Regions from separate parts of the Homo sapiens genome. Here region 2 is linked to region 1. A link is a contact called in ENCODE Hi-C data. All regions are on one chromosome and are shown on one strand. Each heading gives the region's core, a stretch centred on a gene start or an enhancer-like site at or near the end of the contact. The rest is flanking DNA. Distances are from core to core; before and after follow the strand shown. Region 1 holds the start of MYO1D (myosin ID). Region 2 holds the start of AATF (apoptosis antagonizing transcription factor).

The links. A loop is a pair of places that touch in the nucleus more often than their neighbours do. Pooled maps may share reads with other maps.
Region 2: a loop to region 1 is called in a map of CD4-positive, alpha-beta T cell, with 8 times the contacts of the local background. The contact joins the promoter of AATF here to the promoter of MYO1D in region 1. A Hi-C loop is called at or near these places in 2 of 168 maps with a recorded cell type or tissue (CD4-positive, alpha-beta T cell and naive thymus-derived CD4-positive, alpha-beta T cell) and 6 of 50 pooled maps.

Annotation. Positions count from the first base shown.
Region 1 is chr17:32,874,744-32,880,451 of GRCh38, forward strand. MYO1D (myosin ID) reads right to left here and starts at 2,381. Exons shown (of 22, transcript NM_015194.3): 1 at 2,035-2,381. The coding sequence starts at 2,129. MYO1D-DT (MYO1D divergent transcript) reads left to right here and starts at 2,112. Exons shown (of 4, transcript NR_184086.1): 1 at 2,112-2,150; 2 at 3,101-3,218; 3 at 3,557-3,892. RefSeq lists silencers at 1,717-2,706, 1,913-2,100.
Region 2 is chr17:36,946,850-36,952,557 of GRCh38, forward strand. AATF (apoptosis antagonizing transcription factor) reads left to right here and starts at 2,105. Exons shown (of 12, transcript NM_012138.4): 1 at 2,105-2,367; 2 at 3,365-3,556. The coding sequence starts at 2,277.

The DNA.
Region 1 (5,708 bases), core at 1,131-3,630:
AACTCTAAGGGCCCATCTCTAAAAAATATAAATATAAATATAAATAAATTGCAGCATTCTCTTCTGTACACATAGGAGTTGTTAGGCTCACCTTAGTAATCTATTTTGAGATTCAAACTTCACACTTAAGAGACTTAATGCTTTAAAAAAAAAAGCAGAAATTCTAAGTGCCTTCCCTCAATTTACTTTTTAAAAACCACAAGAGTTTTAATTCTATTACAGAGGAGTAGTCCTACAAACTAATGTAGCCCTGTTAGACTCTATGCCTTCAATTTCAAATTCTGAAAATTCTGCAAAAGCTCTGGCTAAGCCCATGTATTTGCTGGAGGTGAAAGATGGAGGTTAAAATGAAAGGCTTCATATTCAACTGTTACTACATGGTCTTGTATACAGTATGTACATAATAAATGTACCAATGTCTGAAAAACTGAAATGATTATAACTGAGAGTGACAAAATTATAAAGGCATTTCTCAAAGCACACAACTTATTTCCTGTGGGGGAGAGGAGTAGAATCTCTTAATTTAAAACAACCTTAATCTATGAAATTGCTATGTAACTTACCCCTTTATCTATTTTATGTGCACTTGGGAAAACTTAAAACAGTTTTACTAATATGGATTTGCCAGGCACTAATCTTTGAAGTATGTATACACATATTATTAATAATTCATTTAACCCTCAGGACAACCCCAATCCTACAGACGGGAAGACTGAGGCACAGAGAGGTTAAGTAACTTGCTCAAAGATCACAGCAAGAATGCAGTGGAACTAGAATTTGAATCTCAACAGTCTGACTCTTAATCACTATGATAATGGGTATTGGTTATAGCTGATGTAGAGGTATATCATTTTGATTAATATTTGGGGTGATTTCTATAAAAGTTGTACATCCAAACCTTGATCAGAAATGTAACATCCTATCATTATGCTGGTATGTAATCAACCTGATTGACCCCTGTCAACTGGATTGACAGGGGTAGTTAATAATGAAATTAGGGTTAAGCACCCAAGCCTAGATTATGACTTTCACTTTATAAGCTTAAGGAATGATGTTTAGCTATAAACCTTAGAAGAAATGCAGCCAAAGCTTGCAGGGAAACATACACACGCACACCAAAACTCAGCTATTTTGAAATTCCACTTACTTTAATGTTTAAGTCAAACTACTTTAAAACTGTTTACATATTACTCTATCAAGGGTGAAATAATCGCATGTAAAGGGCTTTCTAAAACAAATCCACATCTTGGAAGCCCATTTTGGGGCGTTGAGTTGTGACTACGTTCTCAAGGATGTTAATAACACAAGAGCTCCATCCACTAACTCCTTGAAAAAAACCAAAACCATGAACGTCTTGTCAAATTCAGACAGTTTATCTTGGCACTGGCAAGTACAGCAGTCTCTTCGATGTCTGGAAACGTGTCTAATTACGTTTAGAGAGTAACTAAAAAAATAGCCAGTGTCCCGGAACAGACAGCTCAGGGATCACTCCATAGCATCCTGAATGACAGGATGGAACTACGCCAGGAGGAAAAAAAAAAGAAGGGCGAAGAAAGAAAGAAAAGAAGCAAGTGTAAAGCCGGGATGAGACGCCAGCCTCTCTCCAAAATAATCCTCCAGTCCTCCTAGGGCCTTCGGGGCCACCGCAACTCTCGTTCAAGTTATTTCCCTTCAGTTTCCATGAGGTCACCGGCCCGCCCACATCCCTCACCTGGCGCGGGGAAGCGCGCCCTCCCGCGCGGCACACCCTCTGCACCTAAACCCCGGACAGCGCCCAGGGCTCCCCTCTCAGGGAAGCGCGGCCCTTGAGCTCGACACGCCCCCCGCACCCCAAAGCGGCCGCACCCCAGGGGCGTCCGCTCTCGGGAAAGCGCAGCCGCGGAGCTTGGCAGACCCCCGGACACCGCAGCCCGGCCGCGCCTCCATCCCTGGAGCTTGGGCGCTCCCGACACCCCGGATCCGGCCGCGCCCCGAGGCGCCCCCTCTCGGGAAAGCGCAGCCTCGCGCCCCTGCGCGCGGCCGCTCCGCCCTCACCTGAGCCTGAGGTTGGCCATGAACTCGGGCATGGAGACGGTGTCCATCAGCACGAAGTCTGCCTTGCCGAATTCCAGGCTCTCCTGCTCCGCCATGGCGCCAGCGCGGGGGCTCAGGTGGGCGCGCTCGGGCCTCCGGGGCCGCTCCGTGGGCCCGCGATGAGCTCGGGAGGGGCCGGGGCGAGGCCGCGCCGCGAGGCTACGGGGAGGGGGCGCGCACGCCGCTCGGCGGGTCCGGGCCGGACAGAGGCCGCCTCGCTGCTCCTCGGCGCCTTCTCGGCCGGCGCGGCTCCGAACGGGACGCACCCGACAGTTTCCGCTCCTCCCGCCGCGGCTGCCGGGCGCTGTAGGGGCCGGGACACCGAGACGGAGACGGCAGCGGCTGGTCCCGCCTCCAGCCTGGGGCTCGTCCCGGCTCCGCCCCGCCCGGGCCTCCCGGCTCCGCCCCTCCCGGCCCACTGAGGAGCCCGCCCCAGCCGCGGCCCTGGCCGCCGCCTCTTCACCTGGGCGGCGCGCACGCGCGGGTGGGCGGCGGGGACGCGCGCTGGGCCGGGCGGCGGCAGCTGGGTGGCAGCGCCCCCTGGGGACAGGCGCTGGGATCTCAGGCGGCCAAGAGGATGGCCGCCTGCCGCCCACACTTGGTAGCTGCCAACAAAGTTAGAAAAGTAGTTCGTGGAGCTTTTCGCGAGGACAATTCATTATGATTCTGTCACCCTGCTCCAAAACCCACTCCCGCCTCTCTACTCACACCCTGCCCATTCTTGAAGTGGTGGTTCAAGCACAGACTGAGAGGTAATAATAATGGCTAACATTTTTGGGGCACCAAAAATGCCCAGAGCTGTTCTCAGCGCCTTAGAGAACTTTTAAGAAACTTGCCATACGACTAGGAAGTGGAGCAGCTGCGGTTTCACGCAGGTCATTTGACTTAGGAGCCGCAGCGTTCAACCACGTCTGACTACCTCCATTCTTCAGTGGCCCATTTTCTCTTCCACTCATCCGAGCATGTCATCAGACATTACCTTATATGATTATTAAGTTTTTAATATATCTTTGTATCATCTCTCCAGGATTATTGCGGATGTCTTGAGCATGGGACCATTCTTTTTGCATCCACCAAATAACTATTGTACTACTTTGCATATATAAATATGAAATCCATACTGGTTCAGTGGAATGAAGTGAGTTGTAAGTAGTCTCCAATTTATTGATACATTGGTTGAGCTTGGAAAATTCTTTTTGAACTCAATGTATTTTCCCAAAGAAAATATACTACAAATGACTTTCTTTCTTTTTTTTTTTTTTTTCTTTTTCTGGAGACAAATTCTCCCTCTGTCACCCAGGCTGGAGTGCAGTGGTGCAATCACAGCTCACTGCAACCTCAAACTCCTGGGCTCAAGCAATCCTCCAGCCTCAGCCTCCTGAGCAGCTGGGACTACAGGTGTATGACACCATGCCCAGCTATTTTTTTTAAATAAATGACTTTCTAAGGTATCTACATTTATTCAGTCCTGTGTTTCTGTTAGGACATCTTCTATTACAAAATCTACGAGGAAATCTAGAGGCCTCCAAGGACCTGGCTGGGCTTCAACTCTGGCTGAGTTTGAGATGAGTAAACCAGACTGAAGGACCTTGCCCAAGGCCTGCTTCAGCTGCCAGCCACCCACACTTGCTAAGAGAAAGGAAAGGAGCTTTGTCACCTCCTGAGGGACTGCCTCTGCCATCAGAAAACCACCCCAATCCCTGGCACCAGCAGAGCTGGGTTGCATCTGACTACCGTTAGCAGCTGTCCTTCAGAAGGAGGAGATCCACCTGTCTCGATATCAGTGTCCTCATTTGTGGAATAAAAGCTCTGGAATAAGGTAGGACTGTCCTATGGTTGGGTCATTTGTGGAGGTGTCGGTCAGTGGCTAAGTAGGTTATTGCATAGGGTATGGTTGTATTCCTAATGTTTGTATTGGCATGTTTTAACATAAGCAGAACTGAACTTCAAGAAGGAAAGAAAGAAATCTCAAACTGTATGCACTTTGGAGCATCCAGGGACCACACCCCAAAACCTTTTGGTAAATTATATATGTGTGTTCCCTGAGCTCTGTAGGTGTTAAAAATTAGGGCAAAATCCCAGGTACCAGGAAAAGAAACATCACGGCTTGCAGATGATGAGAGAGTTGCAGAAATTGTACAGTGGTTAGGAGCTATGGTGGGATACAATGTGGTTTCCAAATGGCCAAAGTAAGAGATCCTCATTTTAATCAACATCTTATATAGGAACCCAACATATAAAACACATATACAACATATGCAAAGGGTATTTTATTAATTTCTTGTATAAGTCCAAATTAGTATAAAATTAGGCATTGATGCTCTCATGATGAACCCAAATCTGCTCAATGGGGCTCACTATTAGCCTCAGGATTCCAGTTTACTTTTGTATGTTGTTTTCATTGTACTGTGTCAAGCAAATTCTTGTTTGTATAACTAAGCAGTAATTTGTTACCCATACAACTTTACATTCAGCATTTCTAGGCCAATGTGCAGTTACAACATTATTAATCAATGACACACTTGAGCAAAGTTCAGGTATATGCACAGCCGGCAGGAGAGACTGAATACTCTGGTCTGCATTCAGTCAAGGTAACCTAGAGCAGATTAGCTCATTATGAATGTTCTTTGTGATAAAATTTGAATAGAAACACATTTGGAGATGCATGTTTTTGTTACAGTTTAAAATATACAAAAAATAAAACAAATAAAAGTTTATATCCCCAATCATGAGACACACAGACACCATGAGCCTCCTGATATGGTCTCCTGAAAAAGACACATATCATTTACCTGCTAAAAATACGTAAATGGAATCTAATCATGAAGAAGCATCAAACAAACTCACATTAAGGGGCATCCTACAAAACAATTGACCTGTATTCTTCAAAAATATCAATGATGTGAAAGACAAAGAGGCTGAGGCACATCACTATTAAAGGCAATGGGTGATTCTGGACTGGATCTCCAACCAGAAAAATGTAAAGGACATTGTTGGGATAATTGGTGAAATTCAAATATAGACGCGATGTTAGATAGTAGGATAGTATCAATGCTAGTTTTTCTGAACTTGATCATTTTACTGGGATTCTGCAAGATAATGTCCTTGTTTCTAGCAGGTATCTGCTAAAGTATTTAGGAGTAAAATGATGTCTCGAACTGTTTGGCAAGAATAATAAAAATAATAAGATGAGGAGGTGGAAGGAGGGCGTGCATATATATTGGTAGACATATAAATGATTAAAGCAAATGATGCAAAATACTAACAAGTGGTAAAGTCATTAAAAATATATGGGACTTTTGAGGGGATTTTCTTTTGTACTATCCTCACAACTTTTCTGTAACTTTGCAATTAGTTTGAAATTTATTCATTTATTTTGAGACGGAGTCTTGCTCTGCCGCCCAGGCTGAAGTGCAGTGACACGATCTCGGCTCACTGCAACCTCCGCCTCCCGGGTTCAAGCGAGTCTCCTGCCTCAGCCTCCTGAGTAGCTGGGACTACAGGTGCATGCCACCATGCCCAGCTAATTTTTGTATTTTTAGTAGAAACGGGGTTTCACCATGTTGGTCAGGCTGGTCTCAAGCTCCTGACCTCATGATCTGCCCACCTCAGCCTCCCAAAGTGCTGGGATTAGA
Region 2 (5,708 bases), core at 855-3,354, 4.1 Mb after region 1:
ACTCTCCATCTCCATCCCTACCCCATCAATAAGCCCTTCCCCCACCATCTCAAGACACTGGAATGCAGGTAGGGAGAGGCCCCCAGAGGGAGTATTTGAGAATTTGCTCCCCTGTCCCTTGCCTCAACTACTCTCAGTTGCATCTTAATTCCTAGAATTACTTCCTCTTCCCTCCACTCCTGGAGTCCTCTTTCTACCTTCAGTATAAGGTCAGGCAAACATTTTGGGGGGCCCTGGGATGTGTGTGACAGTAGAACGGTCTTGATTCCTTGCTAAAATGGCTTCCCAAGTCAGTAGGGACCAGGACAGAGAAGGGAGAGTAAGTAAACAGGTCTATGGCATTTTCTGCTGAGTGTTTGCCCAGCACAGCCCCCAAATTGACCAGCAGTGTCCTGTTTGCATGACAGCTTAGAGGTGGTCTCTGCAGTGACTCACCTCCCTTTCTCTTTTCTTCCTTCTCTTTACCTCAAAGGCCAGGTTTCTAAGCATTGTAAGTACCCAACATAGCAAGGGGATAGGATTGCAGGAGGTAGTTTCTTAAATGTGGGGTGGGAGAAACATTTTTGTCCTTTGAAGCCCCATGGCACCTTGTCAAGGAGCAAGGAACACACTTTTGCTTGGGAGGCCCGGACACAGGCACAAGACTGCAATTATAGAGGATAAACGAAAAACTGTTCTCTTAGGCTAAGCTCTCTTATGGATGGTAAAAAGCCGTTTTCTTCTCCTGAGTGCCCTGCCTAGCCTGGCATTCTTTTCCTTCCATGTCTGAGGGGGTTTACCCTCAGACAGGTTCTCCTTCCCCTCTGCAGCCCTGGTTGTCTTCATTCTTCAAGGGCCACTTTACAGGGACATGGAACAGGCTCCACTAAAGTGGTGTCCTCTTATTGCTCTTGGCCCTGAGGACATATGAAGATTGTGAAAGTCAGAGATCCTCTCTTCCCTTGGTTTTCATGGGAGACAGTAGAGAGCTGAGGGTTCCCCAGTTGTTCAGCTGTGGGATCCAACTGGCCCGGGCTGTACCCAAGGGGCACTGCCACAGTGCACCACTAACATCTCTTTTCTGGATCCTTTTGAGGCAGATTCTGTTTAGAGGGGTCTAGGTCTCTACAGGCAACCTCCAACAGATACCATAAGAATAGACCACTTTGTAGTCACACTTATCATCCCTTATTGCAGTTTCTGTTTACATGTTTGTCTACCCTCCTAGGCTGATTACCGTGGGGGGGAGAATCCAACTTACTTATCTTGTATCTTATCTAGCAGTGCCTGCCACATAGTGGGCAGTCAGGGAATGCTTGATGAAGGAAAGAGGATGTAAAGCGATTGTGTCTTTCCGTGTGCGGGGTGCAATTACATTTATACTATTAAGTCTTTATATTTTGAGTCTGTCCCTCTAACGGTAGACCTGTATTTTTCTGCATTTGTGCACCTGCTTAAGCTGCCTGAGCATGCCCTCATCTCTGAACAGCAAAGATAATCAATACCGAGGGGTATGCAGTGGAGTAATCCACACCCCACCCCCTTTCCCTTGCTCAGGCAAGGGTACTTAGAGACGCTACTGAAACTATCTTTAGCCACAGCGATTCCTAAGTATTCCCATTAAGAAAGACGCCAGCAGTCCGCCACACACTTACACGTGCATATCCCTGACATAGGATTCCCAAATCCTGGCCGCTGAAGGGCGGGAGGCGTGTGCCCGGCCTCAGACTACTATAAATTGCGAAATGACAAACCTGCTTTGGGTCCCAGTCTCTGCGTGCCCGAGTGCGCACCCGCGATTCGAGCAGCTTAAGCCCTACTCCCTCCTCCTTCCCAAATCAGCCACCGTGGGCCACGGCTACGCTATGCTTTATTCCTAAGCGAATCTCGCACAAATCTCGAGGCATATTTTGTACAAGGGGACACTGGCCGCGCGCATCGCAATCGCATCTCAGCGACAGAAGCGGTCACGTGCCTTGGCGCGCTTCCGCACCGCCCCTTCCCGCGCACTCGCACGCGCACGCGCACACGCGCCCATACGGCTCCAATCCCTTCAACCTTCTGCGCGCTTCCGCCTTCATGCTAGCAACGCCCGCAGTGACGCGCAGGCCCCGCCCCCTCCCGCGCGCCTCCCGGAAGTGGCCGGTCCAGAGCTGTGGGGTGGCCTCCGCGCGGTCTCTGGCGGAGTCGGGGAATCGGATCAAGGCGAGAGGATCCGGCAGGGAAGGAGCTTCGGGGCCGGGGGTTGGGCCGCACATTTACGTGCGCGAAGCGGAGTGGACCGGGAGCTGGTGACGATGGCGGGGCCGCAGCCCCTGGCGCTGCAACTGGAACAGTTGTTGAACCCGCGACCAAGCGAGGCGGACCCTGAAGCGGACCCCGAGGAAGGTGAGGCCGGACTGGGGCAGGCCACGTGCGGAGCGGTGGGCCAGGCCCTGTGGGGCAAGGGGGCGGCGTGGGAGGGGCGTGCGCGAGGCCGCCGGGCCTGCGCTCCTTCGCTTGGCGCAGAGGAACGTCGCCTCCCGCGAGGGTGGTCCCGGCCTCGGGAGGAGGGCTTCGGCTTCTTTTCACACGCACTCGAAACTTGGTGCTCGGCTGGATGGGCGGAACAGATCGAGGGCTCAGGCCGAGAGGAGCTGGTCTTCAGGTTTACTTGCTCCAGGCCTGTTGGAGGGAGCCAGAGAGTCTGCTAGCAAGTTGGAAGTTAGCTTTGAGGATGCCCTTTCTGGTATTGCGTTAGAAAGGAGGAGAAGAAAGTCGCATGTTTTTAATTCAGGTTGCCCTTCAAAACTAAGTTGGAGACTGATGGAAGGATTTTCTGGTGCTGTTTAAGTCTCTTGAAGTCTCAAGACACTTGTTCAGTGGCTGACGACTGAGACTCCTGTTCTGTAAGCTGATGTTCAGAGTCTAGCTGGGAGTAATCCCGCTTTAGACTTGAGTCGGAAGTGTGAGAAAGGGATAATAAGGAGGGATAAATGCGAGTGCTGAACCGTATCTTAGGAAGATCAGTTGAAGAAACTCGGGACTGTTTAGCCAGAATAAGCAAAGAAAACTCCCCAAAGAATGGGACAGAGTGAGGGGAGAACGTGATGACTGATTTAAGATATTGGAGCGACTGTCACACATTGAAGAGGAATTCAACTAGTTTGATAGGATCCAAGTCATAGAAATAGATCCCACTAGTAGATGCCAGGAGTCAACTTTCTGTTTAGAAACAGCAGTAAGACAGTGTTCTACTTTGGGAGAGAGTGAATTTCCTATTCCTGGAAGTTGGTGGGGATTTCGTAAAGGACGTTCAACTATGAGATAAATGGGTCGACCAGGGTTCCCGTTAAAGTTTCTGCTAACCTGGAGATTCTGTTTACTTTTCCCTCTCCCCCGACAGCCACTGCTGCCAGGGTGATTGACAGGTTTGATGAAGGGGAAGATGGGGAAGGTGATTTCCTAGTAGTGGGTAGCATTAGAAAACTGGCATCAGCCTCCCTCTTGGACACGGACAAAAGGTATTGCGGCAAAACCACCTCTAGAAAAGCATGGAATGAAGACCATTGGGAGCAGACTCTGCCAGGATCGTCTGGTGAGTAGACATTTTTGAATGGAACTCTTCTCTTCCCTAATTTTTTCAGGGTTAAAATCCTCCGGTCATCCCCCATGATCTTTGCAAGAGTAGTCTGCGGATCTTTTTTTTGAGACAGAGTTTGGCTCTTGTTGCCCAGGCTGGAGTGTGATGGCGCCATCTCGGCTCACCGCAACCTCCACCTCTGGAGTTCAAGCGAGGCTCCTGCCTCAGCCTCCCGAGTAGCTGGGATTACAGGCATGCACCACCACGCCCGGCTAATTTTGTATTTTTAGTAGAGACGGGGTTTGTCCATGTTGGTCAGGCACCCCTATCTGTTATCTTAGGAGAGACCATTGATTTGGTATTAGAAAGGGTCTTAGAGGTTACTTCATTTCACTTCATAAGGAATCTAAAGCCCAGAGTGATTAAGTTGCTATACTCCTTATGTTCGGACTAATGGCTCACCCTACAGTGGAGTGACAGAGAAGGCAGTGCATTTTGGCTACTGGAGAGGGTTATGAGCTGAAAAACCACTGTGTCTGATGAACATGTTATCCTTGAATTGTGACCCCTGACCTTTGGTTTTCCAGGACTTGCATTGAAGCACTGTGTGATATTAGTTATTTGTGAAACTCATTTTTTGCCATTCTAAAAAATCACATAATCCTTCTCTTCCCTGCAAAAGAGTTAGGAGTCTGTGCGCTTATAGTTTTAAAGAATTGTAAATTTCTCAGAGTGGAAGAAGGGGCTAGATATGGTGATTATTGGGAGAATGTCATTTGTTTTCCTTTAGAAAGGTCAGGGGTGTCATGTTGAGAATCCACAGATAATATAAAAGGAACTATCATTTAGGTTATGATATCTATGATTTAGTCCTTGATGTAGTTCTGGGAGCTCCTGATAAGCTCATTTCATATTCTTTGCCTAGAGACTGATAAAGGGACCAATCATGAGACAAATATGATAATATTTATTGAGTTCTTACCATGCGTCAGGCACTGAGTTTAGCTCTATAATTTAAGTTCTAAGAGCCTGGGACACAGTAAGTCCTCAAAAAAAAAATTATAAAATTACCTGGAATTAGACAGATTTTTATAAAAAATTATCACCATTATCACTACATGTGTCACCTAATTTAATCCTCCCAATTGCGCAGGAAGTTATTACTACTTAGCCCCATTTTACAGATAAGGAAATCGAGGGGCAAATTGGTTACATAAGTTTGCTCAAGGTCATATAGTTAGTAAGTGGAAGAAACATGATTCAAATGTAGGCTGTCTGACTCCAAGATGTACACTCTAGTAAACTCTGTATGAATGTTTCTTAATCTGAGAAATGGCGTACATTCAAAGAATTTAAATAATAATTTCTGTTTACTGTTTTGGCACTTAGTTTTTGTATTTATATTTTTGGCAGCTTTGTGTCTTAAGTTTATATATACCTTTTTAAAGAAGCGCTGAAGACCTGTCACGCTTTCCTAAAATCTTTATTTTATTGAAGAAAGTTTTTGGAAACTGGTCCCTCTATCTTAGAATCATACTTGAAACACATGGGGCTTTTATGTTCTACCATGGAACAGATTGGATAAACTGTAAAAACCTCTACATATCAGATGATACTCTAAGCATAAGTCAAACAAAGAGCCTTAACTAGCACTCTGTCTACTATAGGATCAAGTTCAGAGTCCTCATGAAAGACGAGACCTTTCCTGATTAGTCTCATCTCCCATCACTTCCTTGTGCATCCTGCACTCCAGTGCGTTTTCCCTTCATTATCTATGAGCTGTTGCCTTATGCTTCATAAGTAAAATTATAATGTCTCCTTCTCCACATGATACCATCCCCCACCTTTCCAGGAGAGTTAGGTGGTTCCATCTCCATACACTGTGTACTAATGACCTTGTAATATAATTATTGGCATGCATATCTACCACTCCCACCAGACCATGAACTCCTCCCAGCAAGTATTAAATTCTATTTGCCTTTCCTTAGCCCCTGGCTCATAATGAGTGCTTAATAAGTATTTAGTAAATAGGGCAGACGGATGTGATAGATTGTACATTTTTTCAGATCAGGTTTGGGAAAACTGGTAATTCTCTAACACCAGTTGAAATCTTACTGTTCTTCAAGGGCCAGAGCAAATGCTAGCTCTTCCTTAGAGATTAGCTTAA